2 separate regions of the Homo sapiens genome follow, and region 2 is linked to region 1. A link is a loop called in an ENCODE intact Hi-C map of the cell type or tissue named here. Cell type or tissue: mammary epithelial cell. All regions are shown on one strand. Each heading gives the region's core, and the rest is flanking DNA. Links, peaks and the distances in the headings are about the cores only.

What was found. Hi-C counts contacts between places; a loop is a spot of excess contacts. Peaks named below come from ENCODE experiments on the same cell type or tissue, not always from the same donor. Only the 100,000 strongest peaks of a DNase experiment are listed, where the experiment ranks them.
Region 2: it touches region 1 in a loop (2.5-fold over the local background); 1 of 110 quality-filtered maps calls a loop at or near these places.

What each region holds. Positions count from the first base shown.
Region 1 is chr18:51,444,350-51,449,735 of GRCh38, reverse strand. All of the region lies in intron 1 of LINC01630 (long intergenic non-protein coding RNA 1630), which reads right to left. Among named protein-coding and RNA genes, the nearest start is that of LINC01630, 55 kb to the right of the region's middle. RefSeq lists enhancers at 2,224-2,283, 2,414-2,463. In mammary epithelial cell, for the core only: no CTCF peak of the experiment used is centred there; a DNase peak (open chromatin) is centred at 2,225.
Region 2 is chr18:51,511,888-51,517,273 of GRCh38, reverse strand. The region is part of intron 1 of LINC01630 (long intergenic non-protein coding RNA 1630); the gene reads right to left. Among named protein-coding and RNA genes, the nearest start is that of LINC01630, 120 kb to the right of the region's middle. In mammary epithelial cell, for the core only: no CTCF peak of the experiment used is centred there; DNase peaks (open chromatin) are centred at 2,953 and 3,533; H3K27ac peaks cover 746 bases.

The DNA.
Region 1 (5,386 bases), core at 197-5,196:
TGCCCCTCCAAAACACAGAGAAACATACAAATTATATTTCCCTGTTTCCAACCCCTAGCCCCGACTCCCCAGCACCACCATTGCAACTTCCTGTTCATGAGCAATTTCTGTTTAAATTGAGATCCCATTGGGCAAAAAGCCTGATTCTAATTCTGCTCTCTGACAATGCCCAATGCTATTGATGATGCAGAATTGATGTTGAAATAGTAGTGATAATAGTAATTATTCCTGCATGCCATACTCAGTACTGATCACACCACCATCCACAATGAAATAAAAACAGGCACATGCATCCAGGACATCCCCATCTCCCCAGACAGCTCCAAGGAGGCTGCCAGATGATAGAGAAAAGCTGTGCCCTTCCTCTCCAGGACAACTGCTGCCTTCCAAGTGGTAGAAATTAATTCAATAGCTCCCAGGACGGCTTCGACAGGTGATTCTTCTAAGAATGGACCATTGTCAGAGGTGCATGGAGTGGCCTCGCTTTTGCATTTTGAAAGAAAGCATGTACTCAGAACAGCAGAGGTGTCAGTAATGTGAAACTGAATTGCCTGAATTGTCTGGGAGTGCCAAGAACCACAGCAAGGTCAGAGCTAGGTCAGCACTAGCATCCAGCTTCCTGCGCGGGGAGTCTCTGCACGCATCTCTTTGGTACAAGTCTGCGGCAGTAGCCCTGCTGAGGATACTCTTCATCCTGGTGCCATAGTGCTCCCAAAGCCTTCCAGGAAAGCAAGATGGCAGGGTAGTCCAAAAGGCAGGCTCTGCAGCGAGATGGTCTGAGTTCACGTCCTTGCTCTTGGTGTGTGGCCTTGAGAGTGGGACTTTACATTTATCTCAGTGATTTGAAATCCTGAATCTGCCCTTCAACGTAGGGTTGGCAGCCTTGTGAAGCTGGGCAGATCAACTGACTTTATCTACAAGTTGATGATGATGCCTACATCACAAGGTTGTCGTAGGTTCTAAGTGAGATAATGCACACAGCACACTCCTCCACCCCCGACGTGATAAATCCTCAATAGGCAATAGAAAGTTTACCTCTGTTATGCCTCTTATCACATCGTATTTTAGTTATCTGGCATGTTTCTATTCTTCCCATGAGTGTTTCTTTAAACAAAAATGTGGGTGCCTCCAGTTTCCAGGGCTACATTTTATTAATAGGTGCATCCCAGCACCTAGCACAGTAGAAGCCTCTCAGTTGGCAATAAACACATATTTGGGGAAATAATGAGCAGTCAAATCATTGAGGCTGATCAGACTAGAAAGGGAAAACAGGAAATAATCATTTATCTCACAAATATAAAGGAAGGGCTTTTATTTGGAGGGGAAGTCAGCTAACTATGGGATGTCCAAAGGAAAACCAGGATTAGAGATGCAGAGTGGCAAGGAAATTAAGATCTGTATAAGGAATAACTTTCTTAGGATTAGACAGGTGGAGAGGGAGGAGCGGCTGCCTTCAAATGTGGCCACTGTGGAGGGATGGGACTCTGCCCGGATGCCCTCCCATCAGGATGGGAGTGCTGCTGCCTGAGCATGGAACGGTGAAGCCAACGCCACCGGATAGTGGGGGATAACGAGCCTGTAAGGGAGCAGTAGCAGCAGGCAGATAATTTTGTATTCACTACTACAGCGCAGTGTTCCAGGAGTGTGCCAGAAGAGATCGTGGGTTCTACCTTTCCCCTCTCAGACTCCAAACTCCACACACACACACACACACACACACATACACACACACACAAAGAAGAGAAGAGAAGCTCTGGGAAAAATTTTCTTCCTATTTCACAGCAAAGATTTATTTTTAATGCCCCCATGTGGGAAATGAGCACTGAGCCGGGACGGGCTACCCAGGGGAGAACACAAATGCGCCAAGGCATTAGAAAGACTCTCCAAGGAGACAGATCCTTGGGAAAGCATTGCCCTCGGTGTGTTGCCAAAGCCAGTCTCCCTGTCTGCCAAGACAGTGCAACTCCCACGGGCTGGAGCTGCCCCAGGAGCCAGAGAAAGCCAGCCATGAAGGACGTCTGCCCAGACAGATAAGTGACAGTCAAGGAATTCTGGCCACCCTCATTCTCACATGAGCCTCGCAGGCTCCAGGGCTGTGTTCAGGGTGACCAGGATCCAGGGCTGTGCCCAGGGTGACCAGGCTGCAGGGCTGTGCTCTGGGGCCAAGCAACCTCGCACTGACTCACCACAGCTGGAGCTTTAACCGGCTCTTTGCACCCCCCTGTTTTTACTCACAGGCTCTGAACTCACCGACCTCAAGAGCAGGTAGTTTTCTAGGCTGCCAGTGGATGCTAATTATAGCCAGGCCAAGCAGAGCGGCTGCTGGGTCACACCTGTGCTGTTACTGCAGTTTCCCATGACTAGAGATTCTTAGCTGTTAGTTAAGGACAAAGTTGCCCAGGGTCAGCAGCTGAGAGCACAGGTGCCTGGGGCCACCACTGACACAGCCGCTCACCCTTCTCTCTGCCACTGCTGGCCTTGGTCTCCTCTTTGTTTTTCTTGCCTTCTCTCTTCTTTCTTTCCCTGCCCCACACCCTCTTTCCTTCTCCTTTTGCTCTCTTCCCTCCTTTAGCCATTCCCATCTGCCTTGAGACAGCAGATTTCCTGGTAATATTTTGACTAGGAGGTGGCTCACTTCCACTTGCAAGATCACATTTTTATTTAAAAAATTCATTATGCACCTGGCATGTGCCAGGCACTGTGCATTTCTATGCTGTGTGTTCGGTTGTGTGTGGAGGTGTGGGTGTGGGTGTGGGTTTCCCAAAATTCTGCCAGAGGAGTATGTTCCATAGATTTTGCTTTCCTCAAGTACTTTTTACTCTCATGCCTAGAATCACTCAACATGAACATTATTCACATTCTTTATCTTTCCAGAATAGCCTCCCAAAACACAGCACTGCACCTGCAGCCTGGACCCCTCCCCTCCTCAAGAACTGTGCTCCTGCAGTGATAGCTTCTCCCTCCTGAATCATCATCTATCTCTGGTCTTGATTCTTCCTGTCAACCTATGCGCATGCTTTAGGGTGACAAGTTGACAAGGGGTGAACATGTGGACTTAATTTTAGGTGTCAAATTGATCACAGAAGAAGTGAAAACATGGGCAAAAAATACAAGAAGTCTGCCCTCCAAATTATTGAGTCATGTACAACTTCTGCCCCTTGACACAAAGTGTCATGCTTGCCTTTCTAGAATGCCCTTTGTCATAGAATAAAAAGAATTTGACAAGCTCAGTGACATTGAGATTCCTCCAGTGTTCCAAAACACATTAAATAGCGAACTATTCTTGACTGGGGATTTGACTAATGAAGAAGATACACTACTTATATTTACCACTAAATATAACATGAAAAAAACTAGCTCATGCTTCAATTTGGCTAATGGATGGCACTTTGAAAATTGTCCCCACTGATTTTTTTTTTATCATCTATATACAATTCATGCAAAAGATTCTAAAATTTATCCACTCAATTATGTTTTAATGGCTGGGAAAAGTGAAGCACTTACAAATGCTTATTTGCAGATCGGGTGGACTTTGCAGAAGAAAATAGATTTCAAGGGAATTTCAAGATGTTACCAATAAAGATGTTTTTTTCATTCAGCCCAATGCATCTGACAGAAAATTTAGATGAGTGGCTTGGCCATGACATACAGCAACAACAGAAACTTCAGTTTAAAAATTTGCCATTTGCCTGCATTGGCATTTCTTCCAGCTGATGACATTACAAAAACTTTTAATGAATTAAAGCTGCATTTGCCTGGAGAAGCCAGCAAAGTTAATGAATGGTTGAAAAATAATTAAGTGCATGGTAAGATAAGAAGGCACTTACATAATGGCGTTCCCTTCAAACACCAGTATTGTTTCTGCCAAATGTGTGGTATGTATATGAGTGCGTGAGGAATGGATTTCCACACACCCAAAACAACATCGAGGCATGGCACAGAAGATGGGAAATTTTAATATGGAATGTTCATGTTGTTGTATGTCAAATCACAAGAGAATTTCAAAAAGAACAACATCGTGTAGAAAATGAATGTGAACATATTCTCCAATGAGAGCCATGGTCTAAAAGGAAAAAAGCATCTATTCATTATGATGCAAGACTTCAAAATATAGTTAACGATCATGAAAATTGGCCAGCTCTTATGATGGACTATCTTGATGAAATTACCCATAATCTATTCCTGTAATACACTTTTTCATATATTGATTTTTTTTCCATTTGGGTTTTTTTCTTTTTTTCTTTTTTAGTTTTGGTTTTGTTTGTTTGTTTTTGAGATAGAGTTTCACTCTCATTGCCCAGGCTGGAGTGCAATGGTGCAATATTGGCTTACCACCACCTCTGCCTCCTGGGTTCAAACGATTCTACTGCCTCAGCCTCCTGAGTAGCTGGGATTACAGGCATGCGCCACCATGCCCAACTAATTTTGTAATTTTTTTAGTAGAGCTGGGGTTTCAGCATGTTGGCTAGGCTCTTTTAAATTGACAGCATTATGTTTTACCATTCGCTATCCTATCTTTGCATCATTTCCAACTCTGGAGGTATAGGTTGTGTAGAGGCTTTTAGAGAGTTCGAATTCATTTAATGCATTTTTTACAAATTTGACTCCATGAAATTATCACATTATCACACTGTTGACTTTGTGTGTAAGCATTGTGCACTACGCATAATTTAAAACACTGAAACTTTCTCAATAAATTAAGAGATGTCCTTTTTGTACATCTGCATTTGTGAAAGATAAAATTTCACAAGATTTCAGCTCTTTAGGTGACTGCATGTTCTGTGGTAACCCATCAAGGTTTTTGACCGATCTTGTCAAAAAATTTAGGTTGTTTGTCATGGTATTTCAGATGACCACAGTTATAAATCTGGGTACACACAATTCCAACCATAGTCATATGCATGTCTACATTTCCCTTTTGACCTATTTCTTTTTTAATATAGTTCATCTACTTATAACTATTATGCCCATGCAACTGCCATTAACACACTTGAGTGTTTATGCTTGCAAAAATATGTATAGTGTCACCTCATTAATTGTGTAAAGTGGGCTGTGAAATATCCTGTCATGTTTTTATGTTTCTTAAATAAACCCCCTTTTCTAAATGTAAATAAATCTCTTAAAGATTTTTTTTCCAGAATTAAATTTTAAGGATTTTTATCTTTTCGGATTTCAACATCCAGAATTATGGTGTTCTGAATTAGAATCAGCTTCCTTTGTCAGGTAGTTTCATACTTAATATTGGCCATCTGTGTTTAGTGTATATCATCACATAGTTAGAAGATGAATGGAGCTGATGGTTGAGATGGCTGAGCAAAACTTCAGTTGTCTTTTATTTCATATGCATGGGATTTGTGCCTGTAAATCAAAACTTTCTGCCTTCTTC
Region 2 (5,386 bases), core at 282-5,281, 67 kb before region 1:
TAAATTCTGTTCCAAGCCCAAAATTAAATCACATCCTATGCAACTCAGAGGTCATAAAAGTAGATAAAAGGAAAGCTGAGTGAATAAAGGACACCAGTTCTTCTTGGAGGGAAAACAAAGTTTGATTGTTTTTTTTTAAACTCTGAGACTTCTGAGATGCAATTCTTCTAATCTCTGAGATGTGCAGCCTAGAGATTTTCAAGAATTGAAAAAAAGAAAATCCAAACAAAGAGAAAACACATTTTAAAATTTTAACCATGGTCTTGAGGTTCTGTGGGGATAGCACCATCTAACCTGTTGTCTGTTGATGCATAACATACCATCCCAAAACTCAGTGGCTTAAAAATAACAACCATTTTATTTGCTCATGATTCTGTGGGCCAACAATTTGAACTGGGCTCAGCTGAGTGGTTCTTCTTCTGGTCTCACTTGAGATCACTTACGTGGCTGCAGTTATTTAGTGGCTCAACTGCAGTTCAACGATGTAATGTGACCTCACTCGCTTGTATGGTGGCTGGTGAGACTGTCGGCTGTGTCATGTGTTTCCAGCAAGCTAGCCTGAGCTTGGCCACATGGCAGATGATTTTCCAAGAGGGTGAGATCAGAAGCCTACACCTAGGCTTGCAATTCCCACAGTGTCCCTTCTGCTGCATTCTATTGGTCAGAGCAACCACAAAACCAGGCCAAATTCAAAGGGAGGGAAATAGAGCCCAGTCTCCGTGGGAGAAACTGCAAAGAATCTGTGGCCTTTTTAGTCAACCACACAGTCTAGTTTCCAAAACACAGAGGTGGGACTAAGTATTCTGACCTCAGAAGAATTTTCTTTTTTTAAAAGATTACTTCACAGGACAAAAAAAAAAATTGTTTTTTGGTAGAGATGGGGTCTCTCTTTGTTGCCCAGGCTGGCCTCAGGAACACTTATTTTGTGACAATATCAGGACCACAGGTATTAAAAAGACTCAAGGTTAAGATATACATAGCATGGAATCAGAACACAAATAATGAAAATTGATTATTCATGAACTGAATAGTCCAACAGTGATAAAAAAAAAGTGTGTGTACATATATATATATATATATATATATATTTTTTTTTTTTTTTTTAAATAATACATGACCATGGTATGAATATGAAACTTGATGAGTGATAGGGTTAAATCCCCTTGGAAATAAGCTGGGAAGATTTTGCAAAATATTCATACCCAAGCCTCACCTCAGATATACTAAATAAAAGTTCCCTGGATGAGAGTTTTTCCTTTATTGCTTAAATTTTTATAATGGAAATTTTCAAAGATACGCAAAGGTAGAGAGAATAATATCATGAATTCCCAGGTACTCATCACCCAGCTACAACAATTAACAGTTTCCCAATCTTCTTTTATCTTTCAGTGCTCCACACTCTTTTTTCTTTATGGTATATTAAGGAAAGTTTCAGACAATATGGTATTTTACTTGATATGTGTATCAAGTAAAGACTTCCCAGATGATTGATACACAAGTGGCTGTGACAGAAATAGTTGGTGGTCACCATGTAGTCCATGAGCTCCTCTACAATTCCCAGCCTTCTTTGTACTTGGGTCAGGGCCATGTGACTTTTTCTGGCCAATAGCATAGCCTACGCTGAGATTTAAAAAAAAAAAAAAAACTGGTAAAAAAGAAACACAATGTTAGGGGCCCTATTTGCCACTAGCTTACCATATGAGCAGAGGCAAATCAGCAAAACTCTTTAAGCCTCAATTTCTTCATTCATAGAATGGGTAACAATCACATCCGTGGTCTCTACCTCACAAGGTTATCATAAGCGTGATATAGTGAAAGTAAAATCATTTGACAAGTTAGAAATTATTGTAAAATGTGATGTTTTACATCGTACGAGCAATAATTTTAAAACATAGTAACAGCTACGCACACTTGTCAGAGAGAAAAGCTTTTATAATTTATAATGTTCATATTTTTAAAATTACTAACATTGGAGTTGCATGTGTCTATATCCACGATCTGAAAACTTTAGTGGTAGAGTATATGGAGAAGAGATAGTTTTGAATCAAGCGATCCATTCTCTGCCACTCTTTGTTTATTTTGACAAATTTTCTTGAATACTGTATTAGTATTTTTATTGCTGCCGTAACAAATTGTCACAATCTTAGTGGCACAAATGTATCATCTCACAGTTCTGCAGGTCAGAGGTCAGGGCTCGTTGTGTTAAAGTCAAGGTGTTGCCGGCTGTGTTCCTGCTAGAGGCTCTGGGGGAGAAGCTGCCTTCAGGCTCATGCAGGTTGTTGACAGGATTCAGTTTCATGCGGTTGCAGGACTGAGGTCCTGCTTCCTTGCTGGGTATAGCTCTCATCTTCTCACAGCTACCTACATGCCTTGGCTCATGACCCCTTTGTCTTTAAAGCTAGGAAGAGCAGTTGAGTCTTCTCATGTCTCAGGCCTCTCTCACTAACTTCAGCTGATTTTAAAAGCTCATGGGGTCAGATTGTCTACTGAACAACGCAGGATACTTTCCCCATCTCAACATCTGTAACGTTAATCACATCTGCAAAGTCCCTTTTGCCATGTAACTTAACATATTCACAGGTTCCGGGGATTGGAATGCCATTATCTTTGGAAGGTCATTATTCATCCTACTGTAGCCATTGATTCTTGCTTTATGTTCTCAGTATCCTATCTTACGTCACTGGAAATATTACTATGGCTGGGTTTTAGCTTTTTATTTTTAGCATACTGTCTTTTCAGTATGTTTAGTTAGATCTAGTTACTGTGACATATTCCATTCTATGTTTTACATTGCATTCCACTTGTTGTCTTTCTTATATAGTGCTCGGGCTTCTTAATGCCTCATGAAATTTGCCAGAGAGCTCATCCACATGACCTTTAGACTGTAGGCTGCCTCTCCTTTTCACATCGTGTGTGTACTCTTGAAAGCTGTGACTCAGCTTGTGTTTTCCTCCCCAGGCCTGAGGCTTGGGCAGGCCATGTCTTGCATTTGAAGGGCTCACATTTGAGGGCCTCTCCTGATATCCTGTGAGAGACTGGTTTGGGTTTTTGAGCCACTCTGCCTCTAGCTGGGACTTCTATTTTCTGTTCCTCTCCCCAGTCCCCATTGAGGCAGTGCTATTTAAGAGGCTGAGGCTTGAGGCAGGCAGGTTGTTTTGCCAAGCCCCTGCATTATAGGGATGCTGAGATGCAATTCTGTCTATGGATGAGAGGCTCAGCTTAGCTCTTCCTGTCCAGAGGTTGAGATTGGAGCTTCCTACCCAGTCAGCGCAAACTGATGTTGGAGGGGAGAGTATATGCCCAGAAATCTCCACCTGCCCTTCTGTAGTCTGTGGCCCTCTGGTCTTCTCCCCTGGTCCTCTCTCACCCAAGGCTGTCTCTCCACCCTACATCATGTCCCATTAGCTTCAGATGGTAAGGGCTTTTCACAGCTTTCTCCCAGTCTGTTGAATGTAGTTGGGTATTCCCTCTGGCTGTCCATGCCTTTTCTGGCAACTTCCTGGCTGGTGTTTAGTGAGTGATGCAATGCCAACCTTAATCCCTTTGAATCACTTGGGCAGTGTCTAGCTGTAGCAGCCACTCACTGCATTAGGGACTGTCTAGATCCAGCTAATTCATTCAGAACCTCCTAAGCTTCCTGTACAGTGTACATAATGAAAGTCAAACTGGGTAAAGCCAAAGATTACATTTGCAAGCTAGGAAACACACATACACAAAATCAGAAGGAAGAAAGACATGGAAAATATACAAACTATGTTAATGAATATGAGGTCAGGAGTAAAAGTGTCCATAGCAGCTTAATAAAAATCCCATAAGAACAGGAAAAAGAAGCTACAGAGGGGGCAATATTTGAAGACATAATAACCAAGAAATTGCCTCGTAATTAAAAATAATTATAGTACATACTGAAAGGGCTAATAGAATATTTACCAAGAAGACATAATAATATTTCAAAAATATAAATAAATAAGCAACCAAACCCACACCCAGGTATATCATAATTTAGTAACATCAAGAAGAAAAATTGAAAACTAAAAACTTTACAGAGGGAAAAAGTAGAATAAAAATCAGAAGAACATCATTCTTCTCAACAGAATACTAGCAGTCACAGGAAAATAAAGAATAACTTCTACCACTGAAACAGTACATTTTAAGTGTTCTCACCACAAAAAATGCTAAGTATGTGAGGTGATGGATATATTAATTGGCTTGATTTCATCATTCCACTATGTAAACGTATATCAAGACATCACATTGTTAGGCCCCATAAATATATAATTATCATTTGTCAATTAAAATAAAAGTAAATAAATTTTAAAAGTGAAACACCTATGTAAAGTTTTTCTTAAAAACTTTAATGGTTTTAATTACATGTGAGTGATGAAATAAAGGTGTTTTCAATAATACCAGGCCTTAAAAGTATTCCAAGAGAACCAAGAGCAAACAAACCCCAAAGCTAGCAGAAGACAAGAAATAACCAAGATCAGAGTGGAACTGAAAGAGATAAAGACATTTTTAAAAACCCTTCAAAAAATCAATGAATCCAGGAGCTGTTTTTTAAAAAATTAATGAAATAGACAGACTGCTAGCTAGATTAATAAAGAAGAAAAGAGAGAAGAATCAAATAGACACAATAAAAAATGATAAAGGGGATATCACCACTGACCCCACAGAAATAGAAACCACCATCAGAGAATACTGTAAACACCTCTATGCAAATAAACTAGAACATCTAGAGAAATTAATAAATTCTTGGATACATACACCCTCCCAAGACTAAATCAGGAAGAAGCTGAATCCTGAATAGACCAACAACAAGTTCTGAAATTGAGGCAGTAATTAATAGCCTACCAACCAAAAAAAGCCCAGGACCAGATGGATTTACAGCTGAAGAAAAAGAAGTTGTCTAAATTTTCCAATGAGGTTAATATTATGTTGATAGAAAAACAGAGAGACAGCACAAGAGACTTTTGTTTCCAGTCTAAAAGGGACTAGATTTACCCTCTCACCTGAGACAGTTTTTAAAAATAGAAATATTAGACATTAGACACATTAGACAACAAAAGAGAATAATCCCTGAGAAAGGGTAAACAATGTAAGCTCCATGATTGCCCCAGAATATTGCCTGCAGAGTTTCCAGAGAAAGCTCAAGAGATCAGCAGAGGCTCCCCATCAAGTCTTCAGCTGAGTACAGCTCAGTGGATACATGTGAGGAAATTAGCTAATGATGAGGAAAAAACTATCCAAAGAAGCCGAGGGAACGATGCTTAAAGCTCACATAAGGCTAAAACTAGTATGTATTCAAACCAGCCAGAGTGGAAAACCTTGTAATTTCACAGAGCATTTAAGTAGAGTATATGGAATGGTATGGTTTCAGTAGTGGGGT